Linked DNA regions of Homo sapiens: region 2 is linked to region 1. The links are chromatin loops, found by intact Hi-C in ENCODE. Cell type or tissue: HepG2. All regions are shown on one strand. Links, peaks and the distances in the headings refer to the core of each region. The heading gives the core; the rest is flanking DNA. Region 1 overlaps ABCG8 (ATP binding cassette subfamily G member 8). Region 2 overlaps DYNC2LI1 (dynein cytoplasmic 2 light intermediate chain 1).

Region 1 (8,851 bases), core at 665-8,664:
AAGTGCTTTAAGCCATTTCAAAAGACTTCAGTCTTAGAATTATAAATTAAAACTTAGGCAGGGACCTCTGTTATGGCTAGAATTTCCTTGTTAAATGGCCTATAGGTTGTATGTAGACAACTGACAAAAGTCAGTGCTTATCTGTTTTAAGGACAAGCAGATAATTTGAGACTTCTGTGGAATAAAGTTGGCAAAAATTAGAAGGTAGAGCTTGGGTGTGTGGTAAATTGACACCTAAAATGAAGGAGGTTCTATCTGTATCAGAGCATTTTACATCCCCCTAGATGGCTGGGGCCCACCCACCTCACGGACAGGCTGCCTTCAGCACCTGCACCCTTTTTCGAGAATGCTGAGATACCGTCAGTGTCACCTCTGCCTCTTGGGCCCCTCACCCAGCATATTGTTCCCTTTCCAGGGCTTCCACGGCTGCTTGAGCAGAGCAGGTATCACACTATCTTCCACACAGATTCTGAACTCCACAGGGACCAGTTCTTGGTCTCATTATGTGTCCCCAGACCTAGCATAATCCTGTCACAGTAAATCAAGCCGTCTGTAGTCAGTTCTGTGCGTTCTAAACACTGCACCTACTGCTATGGGTCAGGCAGCCCTTTTGCAATGAGAATTCACCGTGAGAAACCTAGGGTCACAGCAGTGAATTTGCCCAGAATCAACTTGATAAGTTGCATGGCTAGGACTCTGACTAAAATCATTTACTTCCTATGAATAGGAAATGGAAGCAATCGGTTTAAAGTCAGTTAAAAGTCAAATTGGAATTGAAACTGTAAGAATATTCTAATTAAAAAAAAAAACCCTCACATTCACATTAATAGAAGTGCTCCCAGTTTCCAGACATCTTACACTGTAAGCCTATTTTCTTACACTTAATTGAAGATCCAGTGCCTGGCATAATCGCTGAGTTTACCAGTTCCAGTAAATTATTAAGCAAGCTTTGTATTGCAAATTGTTCTGAGGACAATTTCTTTCTCAAGTCTGCAATGTGTGTACTCTGCACACTTTTTCTCATGTCCTTGAGCATAATTTTCATTTAATATTTGTCTTTCTGATGAACCAATATTTGTAGAATTTCTATAACCGAAAGCAACATTCCTGAAGGAGGGCCGAACTAATAGCTGCAGGGAGTACAAAATCACGGTAATTTATCGCTTTCCTGTTGTACAATCATGCATGGGAGTGTTTCCATTAGAAATGTATCGTGCTTTCAGGCCCGTGGACTTTACAAAGCCTACATTATGCAGCCTTAGTACAAATAAAGAAAAGCTGCATTAGCAAATCAAAAATAGGCACTTATCTTTTTCTTTTCTGCATGGAGGAAAAAAAAAATCAGGTCCAGGTAAAGCAAAAGTGTTCAACCAGCTTCAGTCTTCCTGCCCTTGCACAGTTGTTTGGACAATGGTTGGCTGTTGAGATCTATCCTCAGAGAGTTCTCTAAAGTAGCGTGTTGTTTTTTATTTATTTATTTATTTATTTATTTATTTTTTGAGACGGAGTCGTGCTCTGTTGCCCAGGCTACAGTTCAATGGCGCTATCTAGGCTCTGCAACCTCCGCCTCCCGGGTTCAAGCTATTCTCATGTCTCAGCCTCGAGACTAGCTGGGATTATAGGCGCCCACCACTGCACCCGGCTAATTTTTGTATTTTTAGTAGAGGCGTGTTTTTGTCATGTTGGTCAGGTTGGTCTTGAACTCCCGACCTCAGGTGATCCGCCCGCCTCAGCCTCCCAAAGTGCTGGGATTACAGGTGTGAGCCACCATAAAGTAGCGTCTTCAACCCAGGCCTGGATGTGCCCTTGCTGTGACATTCCCATTATTTACTTGTTTTTGTCTGTTTTCTCCCTGAGGAGGTGAGTTCTTCCAGCACTCTGCAGACCTGCCAATTAGCAGAGCTTGGCATGATAGGCACCCGGTAGGCATCACTGAATGAGTCAATCAATGGGCACACCACCATGTCCTTCCCCTTTCCAAGTCGTGTTCCTTCTGAGATGGATGATTTGTGTGCTTTGGAGGGTTTCCTCCACATGGTGGTCTTCTTACAGGATTTCTAGTCAGCTCTGTAGCTCAGAGTTAGGACACCGGGGATTGAGGCCCAAGGAGTCCTTCAAAACCCAAGTGCCCACATAAAAATATTTTCAAGTTTACTGTCAGGAAGAGGAGGCCTGTGAAAACCAGACAAACTCAAGATCAAGCTGATTCCAAGCACAGTGCAGGGCTTCTGTGCAATAGTGGAATAATGGAATCAACACAAATAAAGCTTTTCTTTTCTCTCTTTTTTTTGAGATGGAGTTTCGCTCTTGTTGCCCAGCCTGGAGTGCAGCGGTGTGATCTTGGCTCACTGCAACCTCCATCTCCTGGGTTCAAGTGATTCTCCTGCCTCAGCCTCCCAAGTAGCTGGGATTATAGACATGTGCCACCACACTCGGCTAATTTTGTTATTTTTAGTAGATATGGGGGTTCCACCATGTTGGCCAGGCTGGTCTTGAACTCCTGACCTAAGGTGATTCACCCACCTTGGCCTCCCAAAGTGCTGGGATTACAGGCATGAGCCACCACGTTCTGTTTTTCTTGTTGTTTTGTTTTGTTTTGTTTGTTTGTTTGGAGATCGAGTCTTGCTCTGTTGCCCAGGCTGGAGTGCAGTAGCGCGATTTTGGCTCACTGCAACTTCCGCCTCCCAGGTTCCAGTGATTCTGCTGCCTCAGCCTCCTGAGTAGCTGGGACTACAGGCACTTGCCACTGTGCCTGGCTAATTTGGTATTTGGGATAGAGATGGTGTTTCACTATGTTGCCCAGGCTGATGTTGAACTCCTAACCTCAAGTGATCCACCCACCTCAGCCTTCCAAAGTGCTGAGATTACAGTCATGAGCCACTGCGCCCAGCCGAAAGAGCTTTATTTTTAGCATGGGTCAGTAGAGCTTATTAGCAGTTTGGGGAAACAAGAATATTTCCAATTTTAAAGAGACGAGACAATCATACAAATGATGTGAGCACTATTACATAGAAAGCAGAGAAGTGTTTTTGAGTTGGTTTGTGTTTAAAAATCTCAACCCACTGCTTAAACGTTGTTTTAATTATTAGCTGCTAACACCACACGTGCTGCTGTTCCTAGTGCACCAGCAGAGAATGGGCTGTGCTCCATCTGCCTGCCTGCCTACCTGCTGAAGCTGCCTCAGGCAGAGCTCATGTGATAAAGACAGGGGATGTTGCTCTGTACCCAGGCCACTTTAAATGAAGAACAAATCATTATCAAGTACGAATGACAGATGACTTGAAATCTGAATTATCTAGTGCAGACTATTCACAAATAAGGATGTCTGTTGTCTCTCAGGTGTGAGCATTGGATATATTTTGCAAACAAGCAAAGGCCAACCAACAAAATATTTCATCACTTTCCCCGCATTCCAGTTCCTTGCACGCTTCCTCAGGGCCTGTTTGGTGCTCCAGACCCCAAGGCCGGTTGGGCCAAAGGAAAGTGGTCTGTATGCTGTGCTAAGCCACTATGAGGAACCCCTGGTCCCAGGTCTGTTAACACTTGGATTTGACAGATTTGAACATTTCTGTTGCTAGTTGTTTAATTTGGGATCATGACAAGAGTTGAAGTAGAAGAAAACAAAAGCAAATGCGAGATCTACCTCTGTAGACTGGTTTAACCCAGGGCAAGATTACATCTTATATACTATTTATAGGAACAAGAGCAGATTTTTTTTTAAATCAGGAAATATTTGAGCCAATATTGGTGATTATTTTCTGTTTAATTAAAATTCCCCACCAATAGCATAACTTGAAATTGGAGGGCTTAAAATGCAAATTTGAAAACCTTTACCAAGGCTCTGCAAACTACACCCTCAGGTCAAATCTAGCAACCTGCCTGTTTTTGTAAATAATACTTTCTTAGAAGACAGCCACACCGGCTGTACGTTACTATAGTCTACAGCTGCTCTCACACTGTAACAGCAGAGTTAAGTAATTGCAGCAGAGCCTATAAGGCCCACGAAGTCCCAAATATTTACTATCTGACTCTTAACAGGAAAACTTTGCAAGCCATGCTTTCAATACTGACAAATAAACAAATCTCTACCCTTTCGCAATGCAGGGCAGGGCTCGCTGAACAGCATGCATGCCTCGAGAGCCTTGGGTTTTTTTTTTTTTTTTTTGAGACAGAGTATCGCTCTGTCACCAGGCTGGAGTGCGGTGGCTCAATCTCGGCTCACTGCAACCTCTGCCTCCCGGATTCAAGCGATTCTCCTGCCTCAACCTCCCAAGTAGCTGGAACTACAGGCACGCACTACCATGCCCAGCTAATTTTTGTATTTTTAGTAGAGGCAGGGTTTTGCCATGTTGGCCAGAATGGTCTCGATCTCCTGACCTCGTGATCTGCCCTCCGCGGCCTCCCAAAGTGCTGGGATTACAGGCGTGAGCCACCGCACCCGGGAGAGCCTTGGTTCTTTGTTTTCCTGGCCTCACAATGCCTTGAAGAGCATTTTAAACAAAACAGACCCATGGGATCAGAGTCTCTGGGCAATGGGTCCACATTGGCTTTTGTTAAAGCTCCAGCATGGGCAACCAGGGTGGAGAACCACCGCTGTAGGAAAAACACAAATAAATGGCAGCTGCTATATTTTCTCCATCCCTCCTGCCTTTGCACTTTGCCCTTTTCCCCTTCAGCACGGCATACAGAGCCACTGAGTTACCAAAACCCATTGCAGACCGAATGGTGAACTCACAAAGTCAGGTGATGTATCTTAGTGGCTGTCAATCACTGCACATTAGAATTACCTGGGGAGTTAAGGCAAGCTACCAATGTCCTCTTCATCCTTCCCCCTTCTTCATTCAGGCCTAACGCCATTAGGGGACCACAGTGACAAGGAGGTGGGGGGAAGTTGTGGTGGGCCACGGGAGTGTGAGGAAGACAGCTGCAGACTCAGGGAAAGCTGGACTTGGGAGTTAGAGCCTGAGCAGGGTAGGCAGGACGTCCATACAGGAGAAGGCGTGGCAGTGTAGATGGGAGATTACTTACCTGCAGGCGGTTAATCAAATGAGTAAATAACCTAAGGGTAATGGAAGCCAGGTTTCTCACAATTAGAGAAGAGGGAAGAACCTAGGATCAACTCTGTGATGCTGGATTGGAAATGGATGTTATCAGAGTAAACTCATGTGTACTTAGGTGTATATGTATGCACATGCGCGCGCGCGCGCGCACACACACACACACTCCCTAACTCTGTTCACTGAGAGAGCCTGGGAGCAGAGATGTTCCACAAGCAAAGAGCATACTTATCACCAAAACCTTGGCTTCTAAATACCATTTTCCACTAAGAGGAACCCAGATTCTCTGGAGAAACATCGGATTCCAGGGCTGAGATGGGAAAATACAAGATGAACCTGTGACACCAGGTGCGGTGGGTCACACCTGTAATCCCAACACTTTGGGAGGCCGAAGCAGGCAGATCACTTGAGGCCTAGAGTTCACAACCAGTCTGGCCAATATGGTGAAACACTGTCTTTACTAAAAATACAAAAATTAGCCAGGTGTGGTGGTGGGCACTGTTAATCCCAACTACTTGGGAGGCTGAGGCAAGGCAATCGCTTGAACCTGGGAGGCAGAGGTTGCAGTGAGCCGAGATCGCGCCATTGCACTCCAGCCTGGGCCACAGAATGAGATTCTGTCTCAAAAAAAAAAAAACAAAACAAAAAATGAGCCTGAAACTCTTGGTTGTTTCAGCCCTCAAAGGATGATGAGGACATATCAAAAGGATGCAGAAGCCAGCTCGACGGGGTTCCCACTGGCCAAATCAGGGACAAGCTGAGCATCAGAATTAATCACAATAATAAAGGGTTGTAAGGATACAATGGGAATTCACAAGTTTACATCAATCAAAATTTTAAAATGCATAAATGGAAAGTTTACAATTTACATAGTTTCAAAGTACCCACTTACAAAATGCTTATTAATTATAAAGGGAGGGAAAATAGTAACTTGGCTGTGGAGAAGCCTAGCAGACACCCCTTTAATCAAGTGATCAAAGTGAACGTTGTTGGTATGGGAGAAGTTGAAATCACATGCCTTCTGATAGGATGCACTGGGCAGAACACAAATTGAGAGACAGCCTTCAAACTCAAGTATCAAGGTCACAAAAGTGAAGGAAAGTTGACAAACTGTTCCTAAACTGAAAGAGACAAAAGAGACTTGAGAACTAGATCCAAGGCTTGATTCTGGTCTAGATCCCCTTGCTATGGAGGACATGATAGGAACTCCCAGTCAATCTCAAGAATGGGGTCTGCAGGTTGGATGGTGGCAACATGACCGTGCAAGCATCCTGAGTGTTGCAAGTGCTTTGGAAAACGGCAGCATGCTTGAATGTGCACAGATCACCAGGGGGTCTTCTTAAGACGCAGACTCTGACTCATTGAGCCTGGGTGGGGCCTGAGGCTCATGGGACCTATCCAATCAGCTCCAGCTGTGCCCATTCTGCTGGCCCAGGGATCGTACTTGGAGTAGCAAGACTCTAGTGAACCTATGAAGAGTATTTGCTATTTACCTCCCAAACACGCACCTTCCCCTTCTTTTGATTCTAAACTCTAATTTTCCTTTGGGAACATCCTCTCCTGCCCTCTGTGCACCTGTTTTGGGTCAGATAGTCCCCAACACTCAGGCAAGAAGTGTGCAACCTGGGCCTCTGCCTCCCCATCCTCTGGCCACTGTGAAAGGTTCAAGGCTGGTTCTGAAACCCAGGCAGGGCCAGTGTATTCATCTGCTCTCACACTGCTATGAAGAAATACCCAAGACTGGGTAATTTATAAAGAAAAGAGGTTTAACTGACTCACAGTTCAGCACGGCTGGGGCAGCCTCAGGAAACTTGCAGTCGTGGTGGAAGGCTCCTCTTCACAGGGTAGCGGGAGAGAGAATGAGAGCCGAGCGAAGAGGGAAGCCCCTTATAAAACCGTCGGATCTCATCAGAACTCACTCACTCTCAGGAGAACAGCATCAGAGAAACCACCCCTATGATTCAATTATCTCCATCTGGTCCCGCCCTTGACACTTGGGGATTATTACAATTCAAGGTGAGATTTGGGTGAGGACGCAGAGCCAAACCATATCAGTTAGTGAAATGCAACTCTAAGAAGCCTGGCTGAGTTAACAGCCTCTACAGACCCCATTTGTCTTCTGGAGCCTTCCTAAACTCCTAAGGCTTACAGCGGCTCAGGCCTTGCCTTCTGCCCTCTAACTCCAAAGGCCTCAAAGGCTTTTCTGATCCCCATATGACTCCACCACAAAGTATCCATGTGCCCTTAGGAAAATGAATTTTTGCTTCAGTTTTCACACCTATAAAATGGGATACCACTTACCTCAAGGGATTGTCCACCTAAAGTGTTTTCACAGGACCTGCTACAGAGTAGATGCTCAATACATTTTTAATTGTTCACGTTGGCTTTTGGAGCCCATGACCCCACACAAAAAGAAGGGATGGCATCTTGCTGGTACATCTTAGGTCACTTTCTGTATTGATGGTGGCTCACCACGGAGTGTGGGGCCCCTGGAAGATGAAGCCAAATCTGCTAGCTACTGTTATTGTTCCCTCCAGGTTCCAACAATTCCTGCACAGTCTAGCTACCCAATTCATTCCTAGTTTGCTCCCATCCTATATCGAGTTGCCTATATAAATGCATATCAAAAGGAAATAAATTAGCAACGTTGTAGGTGCCACCGAGTGCAGGTTTTCTCCCAGTCATCGCAGTCTCCTGCCAGTGAGCAGAAATCCCTTTCGACTGTCTTTATTCTACTGCCATCCTGTGGCTGGTCTGTGCCACTGCAGCACCCTGGGCCGGATGTAGCTGAGCATCTGTAGGGTCATTGTCCTCACTGTCCCCAGGAAGGGGCTCCTGAGGAGGGAGTGCAGTTGAAGGGTCTGCTCAGGTCCCCCACCAGCGGGCAGACGTCTGGCGTGAATCACCAGTCTTGACTTGGTTTCTGTTTGATGAACCTTAAGGACACGTAGTACAGGACCATGAAGCCACCGCTGAGGCCAATGACGATGAGGTAGATGGCGTAGAGAGGGTACGAGTCCAGCTCCATGACACTGAGGATCTGGAGACACAGACATGCAGTGGGCTCATGAGGAGGATGGAAAGCCGGACGTCCAATAATTTAGAACCCGAGGCCTTCCCCGCTTACTTTATCTCCTGAGACCGCGATGGTGAGGTTCCCGAGAGGCATTTTATAAGTTCTTCTGCTGAACTGAATCTTCATCAGCCCTTCAAAACACCACCGCAGGAAGGACACTTTGGAAATCCACGCGGGCACTGGAGACAGACAGCCGCGTTACTCACAGGTGTCCCTCATATTCTCATGGTTTCCCCATATTCGCATGGTCTCCCCCATATTCACAGAGTCTCCCCATATTCCCATGGTCTGCCCATATTTGCATGATCTCCCCATATTCCCACAGTCTCCCATATATTCAGTCTCCCCATATTCCCATGGGCTCCCCATATTCGCACGATCTCCCCATATTCCCACGATCTCCTTTATATTGATGTGGTCTCCCCCATATTCACACAGTCTGCTCATATTCCCACAGTCTCCCCATATTCCCACGGTCTCCTTTATATTGACACGGCCTCCCCCATATCCAGTTTCCTCATATTCCCATGGTCTCCCCATATTCCCATGGTCTTCTTTATATTGACATGGTCTTCCCCATATTCACACAGTCTCCTCATATTCCCACGGTCTCCCCATATTCCCACAGTCTCCCCCATATTCACAGTTTCCTCATATTCCCAGTCTCCCCATATTACTAGAGTCTCCCCATACTCCCAGTCTCCCCCATATTCACACA
Region 2 (8,851 bases), core at 633-8,632, 73 kb after region 1:
CTAGGAATAGTTGTTTTCAAAATAAGGGATCATCTCATTAGCAGGTAGTGAAAGCCATGGCTGGGAAAATGGAAGTGAAGCTGCCGACTGTGCATGACTGCTCTGAACGTCTGAAATGAGAGTGCCATGTATTTCTTTCTTGACAGGACATCTCAAGTCTTTTAACCATTAAGACTCCATTTGTGCCTCTTGGATCCAAGCAGGCCTTGAATGCAATGGAAGTGGTTTATAGTCCCTTGCTCTTACAACTTGCAGGGACATGTGGTTATTTGGAAATTGTGACTGAGCGGACCCAAGAATGTAAATAATATTCATAAACCTATGGGAGACTCGTGTGACTATTTTTTTTCCTTGTTCTAGGCACAGAAAAAAATAGGTCAGCTTAAAAATATGTTTACATTGGATAAAGGATTAGGCAAAAATAAAATGTTTCAAGGATTCCTGACCATAAGTGACAGAGAAAGAGAGTTGTGGGTTTAGATGAAGCAAGGTTATCATGCAGAATTGGGTAAGAATGCTTCTGTTCCTGGAAGACCCAGAGTTAAATGCAGATGTCCACACGAGGGGTCGGAGTTACCTGATCACATCGAGAGAGTGCTGGGCAGATGGATGGTGAGCACCACTGCTACAGAGCACCCAGTGATTTTACTGAGGATTAAAATAAAAAACCGTAGGAATGGGCTCAACAGTGAACAAAGCACACCAGACAAACCTCTGGTTATGTTTTTAAAGATTCGTTTGCTATTTTTCACTTTCAGCTGAGTTTACTTATAGGCACATTGTGCACATGTACCCTAAAACTTAAAGTATAAAAAAAAAAAAACCTACCGAAAAAAAAAAAAAAGAATTACAAGTAAACTTTACTAAAGTATATGCACTGAGAAATAACCCCATTAAGGCTGGAGATCAGCTGTTATTTAAAGTCCATATAGAAAAAAATGCTGACATAGCTAGACATGGTGTCTCACATCTGTAATCCCAGCTGCTCAGGAGGCTGATGTGGAAGGATCGCTTAAACCTAGGAGGCAGGGGCTGCAGTGAGCTATGATGGAACCACTGCACTCCAGCCTGGGCAACAGAGACAGAGCAAGACCCTGTCTCTAAAAAAGAAAGAAAAAAAGTGCTGACATATTGTTTACAAAGAACAGGGTACATACTAGAAATTCACATTCTTGAACTGTAAAGGGTGCTGATATGTATAAATACAGACACCTGTATTACATATTTTCAAGGATAAAATAATGTAAATAGGTTATTAAAAATGGGTTCTGGCCAGGCGCGGTGGCTCATGCCTGTAATCCCAGCACTTTGGGAGGCCGAGGCGGGTGGATCACGAGGTCAAGAGATTGAGACCATCCTGGCCAACATGGTGAAACCCCGTCTCTACTAAAAAATACAAAAATTAGCTGGGCATGGTGGCAGGCGCCTGTAGTCCCAGCTACTTGGGAGGCTGAGGCAGGAGAATCGCTTGAACCTGGGAGGTGGAGGTTGCAGTGAGCCGAGAATGCACCACTGCACTCCAGCCTGGCGACAGAGCAAGACTCTGTCTCAAAAAAAAAAAAAGGTTCTGTATTAAAATTACTGATTCTCTTTCTGATTGATCTTCAAGTAATTCCATGTACAAACCTGAAATGAAACTGTCTCAGTGTTACTATGGTAACTTTGGGTGAGAATATGGTAGAGAGCGCATGAACTTGTTCACTGACTGTGACCTAACTTGTGAAGAAAGATAAATTATAGCATTTGAAATGTCTCACACTGAAATAGGAAAGATCATTTCATTAAGGAAACCACAGTAAAATTCTATTTCTTAGAACAGTATTTAAGGATGTGGAGGCATTGGTAAATTATCAGACTAGTATTGTCAATTTTTATAAAAGGTCTTTGACATGGATGATTATGGTGTAATAGTTACACAATGTCTTACAGATTATATATGTCACATCAGTTATAGACAATTCTGGAGATGATAATCTATTAAAGTAGTTCAAAGAGAGTCCCACAGGAACCTCTTTTGAAATCACTGATTTCAACTTACTAAAGATATGGGTGTACAACATAAGTGGAAACATTTTCTACTATTCATATGCAGATGAATTTCATTCTAGCTCAGAAACATTTGGAAAACTGACATCACACGTGACTTCAAGCTATTAAATGTTAGTGATAGCACCTTAGAAAAACACAATGGCTTTCAACATGTGACAGTTTGTGTCTCAAGTCAAAAATGGACAGTGATGTGTAAGAAAATCAAATTACATAATAACAATTCCTATTACTCTTGTGGAATAGGCTGTTTCTTCCCACCAAGTCAGTGATGTTTCTGAGATCATAATGTTCACTGTAAATTTAAAGGGATTTCTTTTTCCATAGCACTCAGCAAGAAACGTGTGCTAAAGACTGAGGTTCCTTGGAAACATGCTGAAAATTCTGTTCTCAAGGGTGTCAGAACCATACGTACTGCAAATAATTTATGAAGTCCTAGTTCATTGCAATAAGCAGATGGCTTGCTATCTGCTCAGACAGTACTCCCTTGGGGTAGTAAATGTGCTTATCTGAAGCTGGGAGTCAATATATTTTGTATGTGGACATGGAAGAACATAGAATAAATCATTTTTAATCATAGCAATTATACTTACTCAAAATGAACTTGGCTAGCAGGTACACACATCTACAGATTGGAATGGCTTCTTAAAGGCTATCCCACCTTGGAAATAATCCTGGTTATCCGCAACACATGATGTTTTGTCCTGCTTCTTGATAGGATATCTCCTTAGATGTGCCTGTTCTTCAAAAAGTGGTATTTAAAATAAATGTGTCAGTCTCACAGCAGGGTGAAATTGGTGCTGATTAAAAATGCCCCATTCCAGACCACTGATGGCGACACTCTAGGTGTGGGGACCTGGGAATGTGCATCTCCTATTTCAGGTGCTTCTTGCGCCTCACTGTTAAGAGTAAAATTTTGACATCTGTGAACCCAATTCCGGTTTCCTCCCAGCTACAGCTGAGAATGCCTTTTAGAAAGAATGTGTCTAACGTGGGCACTTAACCTTGCATTTAAAACTGTAACCAAATACTCTTACTTTTATATTCCTAAAAACATATAAGCAGAAACTTATACATGCTGAATTGAGTATATACCACTTAAACATGTTAGAGGTAGGTAGTAGAAGATTCTTTTATTTTAAAAAAAATTACACGTGGTTCTACAATAATTTTTCCTTTTAAAAAGCTTCAAGATATACAGGGAGATGCACTAGTCCAAGAAATCCAGCTTGTCCTTTAACAAATTATACAGTTTAACTTTCTTCACATATTGCCACAATAGTTAATTCACAGTATAATCTTATTTGTATTTGGAAAAGAAGAAATAAATATACAATAATTGAAATAGGTTCAAGAATCAAGCTCGATTTGTTTCCAAGACTTGGAAGAACTTCTTTTGTACTGTTCCAGTTCCTAAAACAAAAATATGTATCACTTTAAGAAAAATCAACTTTACTAATTCAAGGAGGCACCTTAAAACTGCCTTCTCATTTTTTAGATATATCAATGAATCCTTAGTAGCATTATCATTCTAAATATTTCTTGCCAATTATTTTGTAAATGATTATGCTTAGGACTTATTTTCTAGAAATACTGTCTTCAGAGTTTCTGTGTGGCTAAGCAGCACTCAGAGATGAATTTATTAAACTTTCAGACAAAATTATGTACATAAACTACATAATACATATGAATTGTCTTTCAACTAATGAACTAGACATCTGTCATCCTTCAAGTATTCAAAAGTGATCTTATTTTAATTGTTTGCTGTTCAGCTCTAATCAAAAACTTGGTTGAAGTTAGCAAAATATTTAAAAAATACATACCCAGGCTGGGTGCGGTGGCTCATTCCTATAGTCCCAGCACTTTGGGAGGCTGGGGCAGGAGAATTGCTTGAGCCCAGGAATTTGAGACCAGCCTGGGCAACATAGGGAGACCGTGTCTCTACAAAAACTGAGAAAAATAATTATCCAGGCATGGTGGTGTGCGCTGTGGTCCCAGCTACTTGGGAGTCTGAGGTGGGAGGATCGCTTGAACCTGGGAGGCCAAGGCTGCAGTAAACTGTGATTGCGCCACTGCACTCCAGCCTGGGTGACAGAGTGAGATCCTGTCACAAAAAAGTGTGTGTGTGTGTGTGTGTGTGTGTGTGTGTGTGTATCCTTTGTCCCAGTGATTTTACTTTTAGAAATTTATCATCCATAACAATAGAGCAATGCACAAGGATGTAAAAGAAGGAAACCCATTGCTCTGTCTCAGCACAACTGGAAACAACTTTGATGTCCCCCAGTAAGGACTGATTAAATAATTAGCGTTCATTCACAGGTGGCTTCCAAGGCAGCCAGCAAAAATAACAGTGGCCACATGAAAACATAATGTGTGCCACATGAAAAAAGCACACAGATAGGGAGAGGGCAGGATACTTCCATTTTCTATTTTATATACATCTATCTATAGCTCTTGAATTTTTTCACAAGGAGTATATCTTACCTTTACAATTCATAAATAAATTTTAGTGGAGGTGGCTATCCTGCACAAGGCAACTGACATGTAAAAGGGACCATCTAAGGGGATGCCTCTTGGCCTCCTACATGTTGTTCAATGTCTAAATAACTGTACAAAGGTTGTCACTACTTCAAATAAAACGTGGTTACTCTGCAAGATGAGGCAATCAATGCCCTTTGGCTAACATAACTGAAGTTCACAGTTGCTATGAAAAGAAAATCCATTCTAATTTTCAGAAAAATTGCAGAGCGTACCTTTCATACCTATACCCTAAGTTACTAAAATTTAAATGTTAAATGTTTCAAAATGGTATATAGACTTAGGAAGAATTTTTCCTTGTGTGTTTTTTTTTTTCCTTTAACTTCCTCATTGGATTCTAGGAAGAATTTTCATGGTAATAATCATATGTAGTCTTTACAGCTTGTTTTATTTTTTTCTAATAAAGCTAATTCAGTTCACCAGTTATCTACCACTTGCGGTTTTAAAGATTAACTCATAAAGAATAAACAAATTGTTTACTGCAAACTTTGTCTTTAACTGGAAGTTAAATTATTTTTACCAATGACAAAGGTGAAAATGTTGTTTTGAGATTCTTTGCTGGTAGTATCTCCCTTTTGCAGACAGCAGACTGTGAGAAAACTAGGGCTATCACACAGGCCATGCCAGAGGGAGAAAAAGGAATAACCAATATGAGACAAAAACCACCAAGTCCACTAGATCTTCAACATGACAATGATACGGCCTCAAAATAATGCATTGATGTTTTAAAGGGATAGCAAGTAAAGTTTTCCGAAGATAACTGTGGTTGGCCAAGAAGACCTTAAAAATAAATGTTAACTGTAACCTTTTTTTTTTTTTTTTTTTTTTTTTTTTTTGCTTTAACAAAAATAATAGAAAAGAAGCTGGGCACAGTGGCTCATGCCTGTAATCCCAGCACTTTGGGAGGCCAACTCAGGAGGATTGCTTTAGGCGAGGAGTTGAAGACCAGCCTGGGCAACAAAAAACAAAAAAATTACCCGGGCATGGTGATGTGTGCCTGTAGTCCCAGCTACTTGAGAGGCTGAGATGGGAGGATCCCTTGAGCCCTGGAGTTCAAGGTTGCAGTGAGCCATGATCTCCCCATTGCACTCCAGCCTGGATGCCAGAGCAAGACACAGTATCAAAGAAAAAGAAAAAAACACAAAAGAGGTAGAAGGGCTCAGCAAGTGCTTTCCACATTCGCATTCCCTTAAAATCGGGAATGCTCTAAAGCTAGAGGACTTTTAAAAAACAGAAAATACTACTTAAGTATTTTCTGGTGCCCATGTGAAGTCTGGCAAAAGACAGAACTTTAAATAATTAAAGAGGGCTAATCACGAAAGACCCTAAGTCTGCAGGAAAGATGAAAGGGGTCTTCCTACCAATCCTCAGATCCTTGAGGACTGACTTCACAGCACACAATTGGAAACAACTTAAGGTCTCACAACTACTCATGAAATAGTATGAAATAATATTCAAATTAAAAATTTTATATAGTAGAATGTCAAAATTTAGATTCGGATTATCAATGAAATAACAGCAACAACACTGGTAATTGTTAGGGTATCTTTACAGCTAAAGCATAAAATTATGTTAAGGTCCTGTGTGTGCAATCTGGAATCAATTCGTCTAAAACCACACAAATAAAAGTGGTTTAGAGGCAAACTTAGGACAGCATAACTTTTCAGGTAGGTTAAAAAAAAATCTCGAACCAAGAGATGACAGGAATTGGTGATCTGCTGGCAGTGAGATACAAGAGATGAATGAAGGGTGATATGGGTACTGTGGGGCTGCCTTCCTTTTCCACACAAAATTCTTATGGTTTTAAGTCATTTAGAGAAGACAGATTTGAATGTGAAAACTCATGATGCTCACAAATACCCTAATCCTTTAATAATACTGATGTATATGAACTTAATAAAAGTGATCATTATACAATATAAACAGATATTCTTATCAACAACAACAGTTAATCATTGACTCCTAGATAAATATTAATCAGGGATGACTTCCAACTAATCCTTATAGCCAGGCTGCAAACATAATAAGGGTTACATAAGGTCATTTTCCTGTTTCTACAACATGCCTCTCACTTTGCTACAGCTATAAAACCTCTAAATATTCATGGCATATTTTTCAAAAGTCTTCTGGACCGTTTACATAAAATGTTTTGCTTACTTCTCCAACAGCCCCCGAAGGTGAATACTGAGAAAAAAACCCTGGCTCCTACTCCCAGCTGACAGCTGTTTTCAGGTTACCCTCGCAACAACGTGACTGCCACCTGAGAAGTTGCTGGGGCTTTCGATCTAGTGCTTAGCATATATAAGTTTACTCATATAAGGACAGATTCTGTACAACGTCTCATTTTATCAAATAAAACTAAAATCTAAGTTTGCTTGTTTGTTTTTAGAAAAATCTAGGCCAGGCGCACTGGCTCATGCCTGTAATCCCAGCACTTTGGGAGGCCAAGGCGGATGGATCACGAGGTCAGGAGTTCAAGACCAGCCTGGCCAAGATGGTGAAACCCCGTTTCTACTAAAAAAGCAAAAAAAATTAGCCAGGTGTGGTGGCAGGCACCTGTAATCCCAGCCACTCAGGAGGCTGAAGCAGAGAATTGCTTGAACCCGGGAGGCGGAGGTTGTAGTGAGCCGAGGTCATGCCACTGCACTCCAGCCTGGGCGACAGTGTGAGACTCGTCTTAAAAAAAAAAGAAAAAGAAAAAGAAAAGAAAAATCTAAGTATTTGAGTGATGGTGAATTTGCCAACTCTTAACATTCTTACATCAGACTTGTGTGTTCAAATGGGGCTATCTAGTGATACATGGGATGGTGGTGTCCACTTTTAAGCATTTTCCTGAGAGAACCTGGGTTATGTCAGGTATGTCTGTGTGCTTTCAGATCGTGCTTTCAGTCCTTAACTGGGCAAGATACGTTTTCTAGTACAAGGAAAGTATAGGTATGTCTGAATGTCCTAATCAAAAACAAAGCTCTTCATGTAATTCCACAAACCAAAGACTATTAAGAAAATGTCTCTCCAGCAGCAAGGTAAGAATCACCACTCATCTTTAATATAATGAAAACTGGAAAATCAAAAAGGTTTATGTGAACACTAAGTCATGTCTGGGTGGTGGGATGACAGGTGATTTAAAAATTTTTCTTTATTCATATCAAATTTTTATTTTTTCTACAGTATACTATTAGTGTGTTATTTAAATAGATGTACTACTTAAATAATTTTAATAGTAAAGAAGATACTCTAAGTAAATACATAGAGAAAAATGTAAGGAATTCCCAAGGCACCCCAGGTTTTGTGTTAAAATTTCAGATGAAATTAAGTAAATGTTTAGGATAATACCAGATCCTTCTGAATTCTCATCTCATCGACTTCATTTTCAGCATACTGAGGATCTCTCGCAGGGTCCTTGATATCTTTCAGCGTGTTAATACTCTGAAATTACAAATCTCAAAATCACTTCACGCCCATAAACCAAAATTCAATGGCTACCATCTGCCTAATAAACCAAGCTCCCATTCCTCAGCCTGCCACAAAGGCTCTCTATGATCTTTCTAGCTTTTCTCATCACCACTGAGGCCCACTTCCAATTCTGCCAGGTCCCCTTTCAGTTGTCTCTCCCTTCTCTAACAGCCAGATAACTCTCTTTGAAAGTGGAGCAGGAACCATGTCTTACCTTTTTTTTTTTTTAACCCCCACAGTGCCTATTTACATTTTCAGCAAATGTTTAATTGATTTTTGAGCATAAAAGATGAAAACAAAGTTATCATAATAAGCCCTTTGACACATTTCCTATAACTGTTAGACAGTGCTAAAAGTCTTGCTTTTAAAAAAATTAGAAATATGTACCTTTGGTGGAAAGAGCTTTTCATACACTTTTTTCCACAACTCCATAGGTGAGTGGGCATGAAGCTTTCCAATGTCATTTTCAGGAACAGGAGGAGATCCTAAAATAGCAAGTTTTACCACAAATGACTGCAATGATTAAAATATTACAAACTCCACCAATAAAAGAAATGACACTAACAAAGGTATACATCTCGGATCACTCATTTTCCCTCTCCTTAATATAGTCACCATAAAAATTTACCCTACCCAGCATAGCAAGGTCACTGGGACAGATTCTAGTACTGAAAGAAGAGGAGGCAAAGAGTAATGGGTAAACTGTAACTCTCATTCTCCACACCCTATACCTATACCTGTATCTATATCCTATTAACCAGTAATTCCAGTTTTTGGTAGTGTTTGCCCTAGAAACACCTGCAAACTGGTACTG

The links. Peaks named below come from ENCODE experiments on the same cell type or tissue, not always from the same donor. Only the 100,000 strongest peaks of a DNase experiment are listed, where the experiment ranks them.
Region 2: a loop joins it to region 1, with 3.0 times the contacts of the local background. A loop is called at or near these places in 4 of 110 quality-filtered maps.

What each region holds. Positions count from the first base shown.
Region 1 is chr2:43,877,022-43,885,872 of GRCh38, reverse strand. It overlaps ABCG8 (ATP binding cassette subfamily G member 8), which reads right to left. Exons shown (of 13, transcript NM_022437.3): 12 at 8,185-8,312; 13 at 2,885-8,097. The coding sequence ends at 7,960. Among named protein-coding and RNA genes, the nearest start is that of ABCG8, 42 kb to the right of the region's middle. In HepG2, for the core only: a CTCF peak has its summit at 7,800 (motif pointing left); DNase peaks (open chromatin) are centred at 1,042, 4,072, 4,662 and 7,802; H3K4me3 peaks cover 726 bases.
Region 2 is chr2:43,804,313-43,813,163 of GRCh38, reverse strand. DYNC2LI1 (dynein cytoplasmic 2 light intermediate chain 1) reads right to left here. Exons shown (of 13, transcript NM_016008.4): 11 at 8,425-8,522; 12 at 7,918-8,010; 13 at 3,154-3,459. The coding sequence ends at 3,397. ABCG5 (ATP binding cassette subfamily G member 5) reads left to right here. Exons shown (of 13, transcript NM_022436.3): 13 at 1-692. The coding sequence ends at 48. Among named protein-coding and RNA genes, the nearest start is that of ABCG5, 30 kb to the left of the region's middle. In HepG2, for the core only: no CTCF peak of the experiment used is centred there; DNase peaks (open chromatin) are centred at 4,673 and 6,593.